Linked DNA regions of Homo sapiens: region 1 is linked to region 2. Evidence: chromatin contacts called from ENCODE Hi-C or POLR2A ChIA-PET data. All regions are on one chromosome and are shown on one strand. Each heading gives the region's core, a stretch centred on a gene start or an enhancer-like site at or near the end of the contact. The rest is flanking DNA. Distances are from core to core; before and after follow the strand shown.

Region 1 (6,046 bases), core at 2,913-5,412, 440 kb after region 2:
ACCTCAATTGCTCCCTGTCTGCAGGAATCCACCAGTTCAGATTAACTGTTTACCAGCGAACATTTGATGGGCTGGCAGATACCTTGGTAGATAAGTATTCAAATGACTATGCCTGTCATTACCTTTATTCGGAGGAGCCACAGTATCCCCCTGCAGGTTGTGAACAAGGGCCCTGTATTTCTCATCAGCTTCTGATAAGGTTGCGGGATCACTGAAGACCCAGGTAGGGTTACAAGGCAACCGTCGTGCTTGACAAATAGCACGCTCCCACTAGATTTTTTGCATTCACAAAATTATCAGTTGTGCTAAATGCATAGATGAGAACTTTAATCTCGTTTCACTTAGATGGCAGATAAAGTTTGTGTGAAACCAGTAAGGGCTTTTTCTGTCACCTCAAAGAAAGGGGTATTAGGGGCTAAGGGCTTTGCTTTTGTAATTTTCCATTATGTTATCCTTTTCTTTCAAAAACCAGCTGAATCAAGAACACATGATTACATTATCATGTGTCCTTATTGATGTCAATGAGCATTCCACAGTGGGTTTAAAGATTTACATATCTGAAAACCTGGGGTAGAAAAGGAAAAAAAAAAAAGAAGCTAGAATTTAAAAAGAATAATGATCTATTTCCTGGGATGGTTTCCTAATTTTCTCTTGAAAACCACGTGGAAAATTGACTTTATTTTAATAACAGAAAGGAGTCATAGTAGAGACTATAACAATAGTAATTATAGCAGCTGTCATTTATTGAACACCTACTATGCTCCATGTGTTAAGTTCTACTTTAGTATGTGTTAGTTCAATTTCTACCATGTGTCGTTCTTACTATACAAGAGAGAAATAAGTCCTGAGACATTTCTTTGCAATATCACACAGGTCATATGTAAGTAGCAGAAGAAGAATGCAACCTCAGATCTTTTTTAGTCTGACACCTGCTTTCTTTCTCTGTATGTTATGTTGATGTATTGATATGTCCGTTGCACTTGCAGATAAACAATTTGGGGCTAACAATGGGCTTATCAGCTACACACTTTTGGTAAATATAAGGACTGACTACTTCACAGCCAACTGTAGGAGGTTAACAACCTAGGAGACAGAGTCTAGCTCTAGTTCAAGGAGTCTTGATCAATCTTGGTTGTTAGTTAAGTCATTCTAGATTCTCATGGGCACAAAGAGACTGAAAAATGGATTCTAACAGTCTGATGATGGTCTTTGTGATGATGGCGGTGGGGCTGTTTTATAGAATACAAATCTACTAGCTAAGATGGGAAGAGCTGGCTCAAGCCATATCAGAGAGGTTAGGGAAACCGTATGAGGAGAGAATTCCACCTTTAGAGGGACTGGGGAGATGGTGATTTTGGTGGGAACCTACCTAAATATCCAATCTAAAAGCACACAATCCCAGGACAAACTATTTATGTTCTCCAAGGGACTAAATTTATTCATTTTATACATTTAGAGAGACAGAGATCTAAAGTGAACAGAAGTGTGTTAATCTAGAAATGGTGTATTTTTAGGGTTGTGGTCATTTTTGATACAGGCTGGCTATTTATGAAAAGGTGAAATGGGAAAACAAATACTCATTCCACTTAATCAATTCTTGGGGAATGGGACTTGTGTGTGTACATATTTTACCGTATTTTCATCTTTGCTTAGCTTGGCATCCAACACAGCAGCGGGACAGATTTTGAATTCAAGTAGTAATGTAGTCCCATAAGTTGCCACAGGAATACTGCTGTCCACAGAAAGATGACAGTTTTGAACACTGGATTCCCCAAATGCAAGAGGTCATATGAGGTGGACTTTACAAAGTTTACATAACAAAGAGCAATTCTGTTAACTAAAATGATTAATTCCCGTCAGTACACATCAAACAGAACTGTTACAAAACATTATTGTCTGAGTTCCCATTGCATAGTAAGGGTTTTTCACAAGTTCTATTTCCAATAACTCTTTTGACAAAGCCAGAGCTTTTTTTTTTTTTTTTCTTTTTGAGGGGGTGGAGGTAGCAGACATTAATTTCCAGAGGAATCTATGAATGGGGACTGAGTAGGCTGCCGTCTTAAATGTGAGATATGTTGCACTGATGTTGTGGCAGGAAAAAGACAACAGCCCTTCTGAGGAATGGGGCCTTCCAGGGATCCGGGATGGATGAAAAATGCCCTGGCAGTACAAAGGCTGATTGTCCTTCTCTTCAGAGACAATGGGGTATTTAAAAGGCTCACAGCATCAAAATGCTAACTTAGTCCTTTAAGACATTTTCAGTTTTATGTCTCACCACTGACAGTAAGCATGAGTAGAAAAAGCCCTTTTTTTGTGAAATCTCTTGCAAAGAAGTAGGCAGCTTTATTGTGAAGACACTATTTGCCTGCAAGTATAGTTACCTTGAAAGGTCTCACAATCAAATGAGCCTGTTTTCTGCTTCTTAGAAAGTAGCAGCAAGAATACAAAAAAAAGCAGTGAACTTTCAAATTCAGAAGGTCTGGACTTGAGGGCTGATTCTGCCAGTTATTTGGGTGACTGTGAGCCTGACATCTAGAATTTCCTTATTTGTAAAGAATAATAACTGCCCTCAAGCCAGTTTCTCAGGGTTGCTGTGAAAATTCAAAGTAACAACGTACGCCGAGATGGTTTACTGTGAAGAGTTTCAGAAATACAAATGACCAATATCAGGAATGTTCCTATATGGCCTATTCTTTCCCTTAGAAGTTTTGAACAGAGTTTCAACACGTAAGTTAGGACCTTTTTCCTTTGAATAATTCCCTTCTCAGGCTACGGAGTCTCTTCAGTTTCCTGGTCATTGGGTTAAATTTTCTGCTCCAATGAAACTGCAATAATAGGAATAACAGTGAGTTTTAGGTTGGGAGACCTGTAAATTCTAACCAGATCCTTAAACTGTTCTCATTTTCCAAAGCTAGTATATTGCACACCAATATACTTTCTTTTTATTTCCTCTTTGGCCAAAAAGTGAATTGTCAAGTGCAAGTGAATTGTCAACATTAGTGTAACTTTCTACACAAAAATGACCTGCACCGTCTTAGCACCTAGGGTCTAAGGCCTCAGTTACAAAAATAAATTGTAAAGCCAGAAGAAAATATGTCACAATAACAATTAGAGGCCAGGCACGGTGGCTCACACCTGTAATCCCAGCACTTTGGGAAGCCGAGGTGGGAGGATCACCTGAGGTTGGGAGTTCGAGACCAGCCTGACCAACATGGAGAAACCCCATCTCTACTAAAAATACAAAAATTAGCTGTGCATAGTGGCACATGCCTGTAATCCCAGCTACTTGGGAGACTCAGGCAGGAGAATCACTTGAACCCGGGATGCGGAGGTTGCAGTGAGCCGAGATTGAGCCATTGTACTCCAGCCTGGGCAATAAGAGTGAAATTCCGTGTCAAACAAAACAAAATGGAACAAAACAATTAGAAGCTGCACAGTTTTCTTTAGGTGGCAAAATATGTATGAACAGTTACATGGCAAGCAAACTGCACATTAAATTTGGGTGTATTTTCCATATATGTTGTGTTCTTTACATTTACAGAGCTTTGGGGGAGGGGGACAAACAGTTATTTATGAGTTTTCCACGAATTGTTTTCTTTTCTCTTTCACTTTCTTTGGTCAGTCATTTGTAAGAATCAACTGGAGATAACACGCCAGACCCCAAACTTATTTTTGGCAGAAATGCACCATCCTTGCATGGACACTAGATGGAAAAATAGAGTTTTCTATTTAGATTTCTAGAATGGGTTATAGCAGGTACCTGGGAAAGGTTACGCAAATTGTTCAACATTCTTGCTGAAGTGGAAATGTTCTTGGGGAGTCCCCGTGGTCAGCATTAGGAAGAGGAATTACCCGCAGGGCCCAAAAGACAGATCCTCCCCTTTCTAAGAAGGATTGCAGACATTTGAATTGAGCTTTCTCGGGAGGTTTACGCAGCACACTCCCAATGTTCAGAACAGGGAGTAAAGAAAACATTTTGCTTGAGAAGCTTCCAGACCCCTGGGGTGACTTGTAGGATAAGAGTTTGGTTGGGATCCTAAAAGGTGGTAGATGTTCAGCTCACACGGACTAAGTGTTACAGGGCTGGCTTCCAGCTTGGGTAATGGCTGAACCTGTGAATGTTGCAAGTTGGCTTCATGAGGTGCCCTAAAAGTCCAGACTATAGACTCCACCTGACTCGCCAGGTCAATGCTCCCCCTTGTGGTGATTTCTGGAGCTGTTATCAGCTGTCTCCTAGGTGGCCCTTAGACAAGTAAGGGTGCTTGAAAACACATGGTCTGGGAATGCATATTGGTGCCTCTCAAACTCAAGAAAGGGGTGGCGACATTCCAGTTATGTGTCTGTTCCAAAGACCGCATATGGCCTTCTCTAATTTTTAGGGTTTTTTGAGAAAAAGTTCACACTAGCTGCTTTTAAATTCTCTTGCCTCTGAAATCCTTACCTGAACATCTCCCACCTAGAAAATATTTTTCACTGGCGACATCTCTTGTTTTGGGTGAGCAGAGATGAAATGACGCATGGCCTGTGTGATTACGGTGTGATGTCTGCACCAGGTGTAATGTGGGCTGAACAGCTTGACGTGTTTTCGTGAAACCAAAGTATAACCTTCCCAAATTAACCTCTTTGTTTCTGTTAATGCAGTCTTACCTACCAAAGTATTTTAAATGGTTCTTATGTATAGTTTAAAAGACTATAGGTTATAGCTATGCAGGGGGCACCTATCTTATGGGTATTTAACAACAGAAGCAGCTTCCTTTAAAAGTGGAATCAGTTATGAAATATATCATTTATGGGGCCAACTCCTCCAAGTACTCATTCTGTTTGCCTTTAAGCAATATCTTCCAGTATTTGTAACAGTTGTTCTCAGCAGCACAAAGACCTTAGCAGTTGAGAGATAAAGCATGAGTTTGGTCTGTGACCTTGATTACAACATGTTGTGATGTGACGATATGGCTTTGCCTTGACTGACATTTGTTTGGCCACTGCCATGGGTACTGTTTCAAGTCAGAAGAAATTTACATGGAGAAAAACATCCCATGAGCTTAAGTTAATACATTGGGAACTTGCCCTAAAACTAGGTGGCTTTTTTTTTTTTTTTTTTTTTTTTTTTTGGAAATCAAATAGTAACAAGTCCTATGTAACAAACATCTAGTATCAGGGTTACTAGGTGTATTATACGTTTATTTAAATCAAGATCATTACTAAGCACCTACTATGTGCAGGACAAGTGTAAGTGCCTTAGTAAACATTGTTTTTTATGCTATACACCATTTTAAAAGTTCCAATCAATATTTGCTTTCCATTCATTAAACATTGAAAGTTCTTTCAGCATGCCATCTAATCACACGTAAGTATTTGCCTTTTTCCAGGCTTAACAAAACATTTTAGACACAGACTATCAAAGAGCGAGGACTGTACAAATGTCTCCTTCTGATAATAGAACTCGGTGGCGACTTCAGTGGCCCAGGTCCTGGGAAAGTTTCCACGGCCTCCCTGGTGCCCTCCTTCCCACATGACTGCAGGAACATGAAGTAGTTCTAAAGACGGAGACCAAGGTGACCGGCCTTGCCCCTCCAACACAAGTCCCTCAAGAATCTTTGTGCCAGGGACATGAGGTGGGGGCTTTATGTTCCTCTACTCTCCACTGTCTCCTAGGCCAATCCCTTTGTATTACAGATGAGGAAATTGAGGCCCCAAGAGAAGTGACTTGTGTAAGGTCACACTGCTAGTACATCACTGTGCCAGTCCCAGAGCCGTGGACCTGGGACTCCCATCTCTATGTTATTTTCTTTTCATTAATCTAAATCATCTTAATCTTTCAGATTTCTGGATGAACTAGAAATCCTTTCTCGCCTCTGAGCTTTAGTTTACAAACCGTTTCCTCTATGTGCAATTCCACCATCTTATATCACCCTTGTACCTTCACCTTTGACAAGTGACTGGATTACTCTTAAGATCCTGGTTAAAAAATCACTTATTCTAAGATGCCCTTCCTGACCCTCCAAGACTGGGTTAGGTGCTCTTCCAGTGCATTATCCTGTCATTC
Region 2 (6,351 bases), core at 535-3,034:
TTATTGCAATATTCACTATTATGGTGGCCAAACTTGGCCTGGGACCAAACTTGAAATATCTCTGAGTCATGCCTGTACTCTTGGTGAAAAGGTTCAAAGGTTATGGAAGCGTGGGCCAGGAATGTGTCCTATAATCCACAGGCAGCAGGCATTCAGTTTAGGGCTTAAGACACATCCCTGGCTTGCCTTTTAGATATGGAATCATAGTCCTTGGACTTAGTTTTTTAAACCTGTTTTGTAATTTTTTTATGTTGGCATCTGTAGATTTCCTCATCTTTATCAGCTACATAATCATCCACTGTATGTTTATACTGTGCCATAACTTATATCACCATCAGCAATGCCACAATGAAAATTTTTGAACAAATATCTGAGTAGGTATGGGGAGGGGGGGCAGTTTTAAAGAATGAATCCCCAATTTGTATCCTCGTGGCATTGTAGTTTTACTTTGCATTGCTCTGATTATTCTACATTGCACCTTGGCTGGTTAGCAGCACCTTCTGTGATACCAAGGGGACTGTGCAGGTGGAGGCATGCTGCCCCCTTCACAGCCACAGCCCATTTGCCTTTCATGCCTTTAGACAGAAAAGGAACACAGGGAATCCATGGAGGTTCAACTCGTTGTCGTGACGTCATGTTTTGGGGTCTCGAAGGACAAAATGCAACTGAGTCAGTGGGTGGAGCGGCAGCATTGCCCAAAAATCTCTTCACTGAGCAACCCCTGGAGATCACTTTAGAGGTGTGGGCTGGAAGTGCCTTCCAGCCTTACCTAGGATTCAGCTCTTTAACACCTTTTTAAAAAAAATCAATTTCATGTTTCAAAGGGAAAAATGGCATGAAAGTTTTAGAACTACTGTTGGGACACAGCTATTACTTGCCTTATTTGGGAGCGTTCACAAGCTGTTTGGTAGTTAGCCACTAATGAGCATGGTGTATTGAGCTGAGCAAGCTGTGGGTATTGGAATTTAACCTTTTTTTAAAATACGCACAACATTAAAAATCCTGTTTTTTCCCCTAGATTATTTGCAGGTGTCTTCCCTCGAATGGCAGCCATCAGTCTGGGAGGTTTCATCTTTCTGGGGGCTTATGACCGAACGCACAGCTTGCTGTTGGAAGTTGGCAGAAAGAGTCCTTGAAGCAGAGACAAGCCTCACCTCCACTTCTGTCAAGAGAGGGGCCTGCAGTGCAAACCCTCTTCCGCTGAGCAGCTGTCTGAACTATAGGCCCCAGTGCTGAAGACCAGTTGTGCTAAGATACCGGCATGGAGATTGTGCCATCCGTGGTATAGGCTGGCTGGTATGAAGTCATTGGCCTGTATGCCAGAGAGCTAAGAGAAGAAAACGGGGTCTGTGGCGGTACTCTGAACAATTTCCTCAGAACCTCTTAATAAATAAGTTTGGTAATGCTGAGGCCAGGCCTTTTAGAGCTTTCATTTGATCTGTATCTGATCTTTCATTTCCTGCCACCTGATGGTGGATTCAGCAGAAGGCAAGATGGTTATAATTCTAAAAGAATAGCTTGTTTGTTTGTTTGGGAAAAGGAGACTTGGGGAAGAGTTGTGTATGTGGGTGTTTCTCCCCCTAGTTAATTCCTGTTGTGTAAGGGTAGGCTTTGTTGAAAAAGAAAGAAAGATTGAACTACAGGTGCATAGCAAGCACTCTTTCTGGGTAACTAGGCTGCTGGTTTTAATTACCCTCAGATTTCACCCATAAAAACGCACAATTGTATTATTTTACAGAGATGTGTCCAGCGCCCCCTGTGGTGTGTGAGAGAAAGCAGCTGCAACTCAAGTGACTAGGTGGGCCCAGCTGGCTTCGTGCAGGAGGGCACGGTGGGTGAGCCATTCTCGCCATTCTCATGTCAGACTGAAAGGAGGGCCTGGGCCAGCTTTGAAAAGGCAGGATGAAATGGAAAGGTCACCACACTTAGGGATTTTAGACCTTGACTAACAAGCTCCAGGTGTAGAAAAATTCAAAACAAAATGTCAGGAATCTAGCAGTGTTGTCTGCCCTGGAGCAAACAAACAGTATGTGATTTTGCTTCGCCTATTTTTTTTTTCTTTTTTGGGGGAAGATAATTAAAGGCAGAATGACTGCGTTTGTAAAAGAAGGACCACCAACTATACTGACATTTATAAATGAACCTTTATTAAAGACACTTCAATGCCATTTGTTAGACACTTCAATATTTTACATGGTTTTCAATGTACACTGTACCAAAATTTCTATAAATAAATAACTTTGTACATAAAAGTAATACTCCCTCTTTCACATTGCCTCTCAGAAGCAGCAAATTCACATATTTTGTGGAAGTAAGATTAGTCAGTTAACTGTCAAGAACAAAATTCTAAATGTGCTTACCTTTTGAACAGTGATGACACCTGACAGTAATTGTTAACTATTTTCTCAGTAACTCCCTTCAGCTTTTGGCCAAAGGAACATTTGAAGGACCTTGTTTCTATTTAAGTTTTACTAAATGACACATTGGCACTCATAAGATGGTTAGCTACCAGTCTCAAAAGTGCAAATTATACCCAGAACCCAGGTCAAGGGCTGTCCTTTCCAGTCCCAGCTCAGTTTCATCTGTGCGAAGGAATGGCATGGACAGGCCTGCTCTGGGTCCTTAGTAGAAATAAGGTAGCCCTGAAAAGTCAGAACTTCCTCCTTTCTGTCCCCCAAGGCCAATGTAATACTCATTATATTGGCAAAACGAAAACATCAGTATAGAAAAATCCACAGGTACCAACACCAGCAGCCTTTACCTTAATTTAAAAGTCTCAAATAGCAATCGAATGATACTGAGAAGGCCACATTTGCTTTTATCATAAAATAAGAGGAGGAGGAAAGGCAGTGTTTAACTGTTCTGACCTTTTGCTTGTGATGGATTAACAACCCTCATTCTACGCCTTACAGACGGACAGATTCTACGCCTTACAGACAGACAGGACTTAAACCTAAAAGGAAAAGCCATTCACTGCAAGTGTGGATGGCACTTGCACCCCTGGCTCTACAGACAGGGAAGCCTGTTGCAGGGGCATCCACACATGAGCAGTGCTCACCTGAAGCTCCTTCCGGCGCATGTGGAGTCCCACCGCACAGCAGCCTAGGGGTCTATGAAGTGCAATATAAATCCAAGGCCTTCCATCCTTCCCACCCCGCACCAAAAACTCCTGTGAACAAATGTGGTTGTAGCCTCTATAAATTCCAGCCATGCGTTAAGGCACCAGAACTATTTCCCCACCCCCTCCAAAATTAAACAGCAACCTGATACGAAAAATAATATTGTCAAAATTGTATAATTTTTTTCTGTTAACCATGCACTAAAGATTAAAATAGCCTCTGTAAAAGATATATATGAAATCTCTGAAAACTCTTATGTACAATGATATCAAATACTTTTTTTGCCTTTTGTACACAAATCCCCTCTTGCGTTTACTGTGCTTCAGATCCAAGTCCTGTGAGCGACTGATACTCCACATGGGAGTTACAACTATGTACAGATGAGTGACGCTTGAACCCAAGCTTCCTCGCAGCCTCTCCTACCTCTCTTTCCCGTAGAGATTGGTATGACAAGAACTGAGGTAGACAAAACCTAGCTTTTTGGTGCCAACAGCAGTGGCACCCTCTGTTTCCCGGGGAGCTGTCCTGTCAGTGGCGTGGACTCGGGACTGGCGTCACATGCTTTGGGGAGGTGGCCATTGGAAACAAGCAAGTACTGGGCTTCCGCGCGCTCTGGACTGCCTGAAGTTAATGAAGATGCAGGCTGTAGCTCTGTGGAGTCCGGGTGATACAACCTTGCTAAAGTCCAGGAAGAATCCCCTACAAGGAAAGAACGAACCTGTCAGACCCCCACTTGACCGTTTAAGCAGCTCCCAACCCACCTGTTAGAAGACAGTCAAAAGTTACCTTTCCCATCTAGAGATGCCATTGGCTTTTTCTTCACAGCCGTCAGCATTCTATCGTGGTTACTGGGGTAGAGCGACCCTTGGCACTCGGGGCAGGACCCAGCGGCAGTCCTGCTGCACTGGTGATGTGGAGAATGCTCTTGGTCACTCCCACCCGGCTCCGGGCCATTTGGCGCACTTGGCTGTGCGCTGTCTCTGGACACAGGCTGGGGGTGGAAGGCTTGTCCCCTGGAGTAACAGTCCACTTCGGTGTTGCAGTCACTGCATACGACCCGGCCACCGTGTTCTGAAGGACAGCGCCAAAGATGGGTTAGAGTCACTGCTGTGGGAGTCTTCGTCCCCACACAGAGGACAGGCTGCTCAGCTCCACTGTGCAAGGTGAGAACCCTGACTGCAAACACTGTATGCATGCTTCCTCTTTTCCCCAACTATGTCCCCAGAGAAAGGACTGGGCAAACACCAAGTCACTCATGAACTGTGGGGTCTTTCGTGTTTACAGTGAATTTCATAGACAATGTAGTCTTACTGCTTCACGGGGGAAAAGCCATTAGCCTTAGGTACCATGCAGTGTTGGGTCTTTTCAACAATTAGAAATAAGCCTCAAAATAGCCCTGGTGAAAAAGTGCTGACTGAAACTCTATACTTCGTTTGTGCCTTGCCCCTTATTTAAGTTGCTTATACATCTAGAAAATTCATGCTCAGGCTTACCATGGCGTAGATTTATTTAGGAGAAACTATCCTGGAATTAAGAGAGCCAGGCCTGAGCTTCCCCTGTATATACTGAATACCAAATTTGGAGACAGCTGTGGACTAGGAATGTGTCTCCCCCTTTGATGTAGTGACTAGGTCAGCCCAAATTTCCATTTCAGAAAGAAACTACTTCCAATGGGAAGCATCTCATACCCATCTTATGTGGCCCAGGTGTCCCTTCAGCTTTCTCCATCGCTTTCCACGGCTCTTTGTGATACGCAGACCCAGCACAGAGCTTTGGCTGCCTGCAGGCAACGCTGTGAGTGTCGGGCTCTGGAAAGTGGCTTGCATCTCTTGGACACACACCTGCAAGTGGATTCCAACACGATTAGAAACTCTGGGCTTGGTATTTCACAGTAAGCCTTATGAAAGGAATGAGCAAGGCCGCTAGAACAGTCATTTTTTTTAAAAAGTTCTTCAGAGCGGTGGGGCTGCTGGTCTGGCAAGCAGCGTGTTTTCTGCTACTACTTCCCAGCAGGCAGGCTGGCCTTGTGAAATGAGCAGCTGTCTCAGGGTGAGCCTCTACAGTCTCAGGCAAGTGCTCAGAGGCCCCCACCGTTGGAAGTACCTCATCCTGGTGACAGCTTTCCAGTGTAAGACTGGATCACAGAGCAGACCTGGGCACGTTCCCCATGTAAGGAATGGGTTGGCTGGGTTCATGCACCGTAATGCCCTTTCCAGCTGCTACTCCAGGCAAGCCTACTTTATCCTGCCAGGGAGATGCTAAGCCCAATCCAGTGGCTTCCTGAGGGGACAGGACTTTAAAACCTTGCAGAACTCATGAAGACTGGGTCCAAAATAGCAGCCCTTAGTCATACCGCCTTCTACTTCACCAAGTTTGCCCCATCTAATGCCAGGTACCTGCCCTGTAAAGACCTGGAGGCCACCTCCAGCACCCAGAGACACAGTCACAGCAGAGCTCTGCTTCACAGTTACTGAGGCCTTACCATTGCTCTCAATGTGCCCATTGGCCTGAGGGCCACCCTCGGTCCTGACCACGGTTTCTTGTCGGTCAGAAAGGGTCCCCTGAGAAGAGAGGTAGCTTGGAACATCTGGTGGCACGACGGTTTCATCTGCAAGGAGACAGAACAAATAGAACACCAGGGTCTCAGTGACAAGAAATGCAGACACACGTTCACTGTCAAGCTCAGAAAGGGGATCCTCCCAGTGACGACCATCAGCGCTGTGCAGAGAGATGACATGGAGTCCATGTACGCAACAGGCCCTCCCAGAGCCTGCTCAGCTTTACTCTACACCCAGCGTGAAGAGCGCAGCCAGCAGATGCCAGACGCCACAAGAAGTGGAGACCAGTGATGGAAAGCCGGGGCTCACAGAAGTACCGCACTGTTTCAGGAACAACCTACTACGTGGCAGCAGGGCCTGTGCATAGGCGGCCTCTGAGTTAGCAAGGAGAGGGAAAACTGCATGGTGCGTCAGTTACTTGTATTTGTGAGTATTCCTGTTTAAGGTTAAATTTGAGAGTATTCCTGTTTAAGGTTAAGTTCCTCAAAGTTAAAATGGAATTAGTGGGACTAAACCCTCAGGAGTTCTGAACACAGTGCAATTCTTTCAAAAGCCACTGGAACCCGGCCCAGTTCCCCAGCATCACTGCCATTCCTCCCTCCTTGAAAGTCAGCTCCGCTGGCAGGGCCTGACCTGTGTTGGTGACACTGTACTCTTCACTCTTCTTCCTGGTC

What was found. Hi-C counts contacts between places; a loop is a spot of excess contacts on that map. ChIA-PET counts read pairs that join two places held with the same protein, here RNA polymerase II (POLR2A). Pooled maps may share reads with other maps.
Region 1: a loop to region 2 is called in a pooled map, with 4 times the contacts of the local background. The contact joins two enhancer-like sites. A Hi-C loop is called at or near these places in 1 of 168 maps with a recorded cell type or tissue (CD4-positive, alpha-beta memory T cell), 1 of 37 single-sample maps with no recorded cell type and 12 of 50 pooled maps. POLR2A ChIA-PET finds 5 or more read pairs at or near these places in 1 of 52 experiments (activated T-cell).

The regions. Positions count from the first base shown.
Region 1 is chr3:66,818,274-66,824,319 of GRCh38, forward strand. All of the region lies in intron 2 of LOC105377144 (a long non-coding RNA gene), which reads right to left. Among named protein-coding and RNA genes, the nearest start is that of KBTBD8, 180 kb to the right of the region's middle. Within about 2 kb of position 4,163, at least 3 of the 41 ENCODE cell types and tissues checked have a DNase peak (open chromatin) inside an H3K27ac peak, as active enhancers do.
Region 2 is chr3:66,376,672-66,383,022 of GRCh38, forward strand. It overlaps SLC25A26 (solute carrier family 25 member 26), which reads left to right. Exons shown (of 10, transcript NM_001379210.1): 10 at 1,019-2,252. The coding sequence ends at 1,136. LRIG1 (leucine rich repeats and immunoglobulin like domains 1) reads right to left here. Exons shown (of 19, transcript NM_015541.3): 15 at 6,311-6,351; 16 at 5,602-5,727; 17 at 4,808-4,960; 18 at 3,906-4,190; 19 at 2,126-3,818. The coding sequence ends at 3,592. Among named protein-coding and RNA genes, the nearest start is that of LRIG1, 120 kb to the right of the region's middle. RefSeq lists an enhancer at 6,024-6,351. Within about 2 kb of position 1,785, at least 3 of the 41 ENCODE cell types and tissues checked have a DNase peak (open chromatin) inside an H3K27ac peak, as active enhancers do.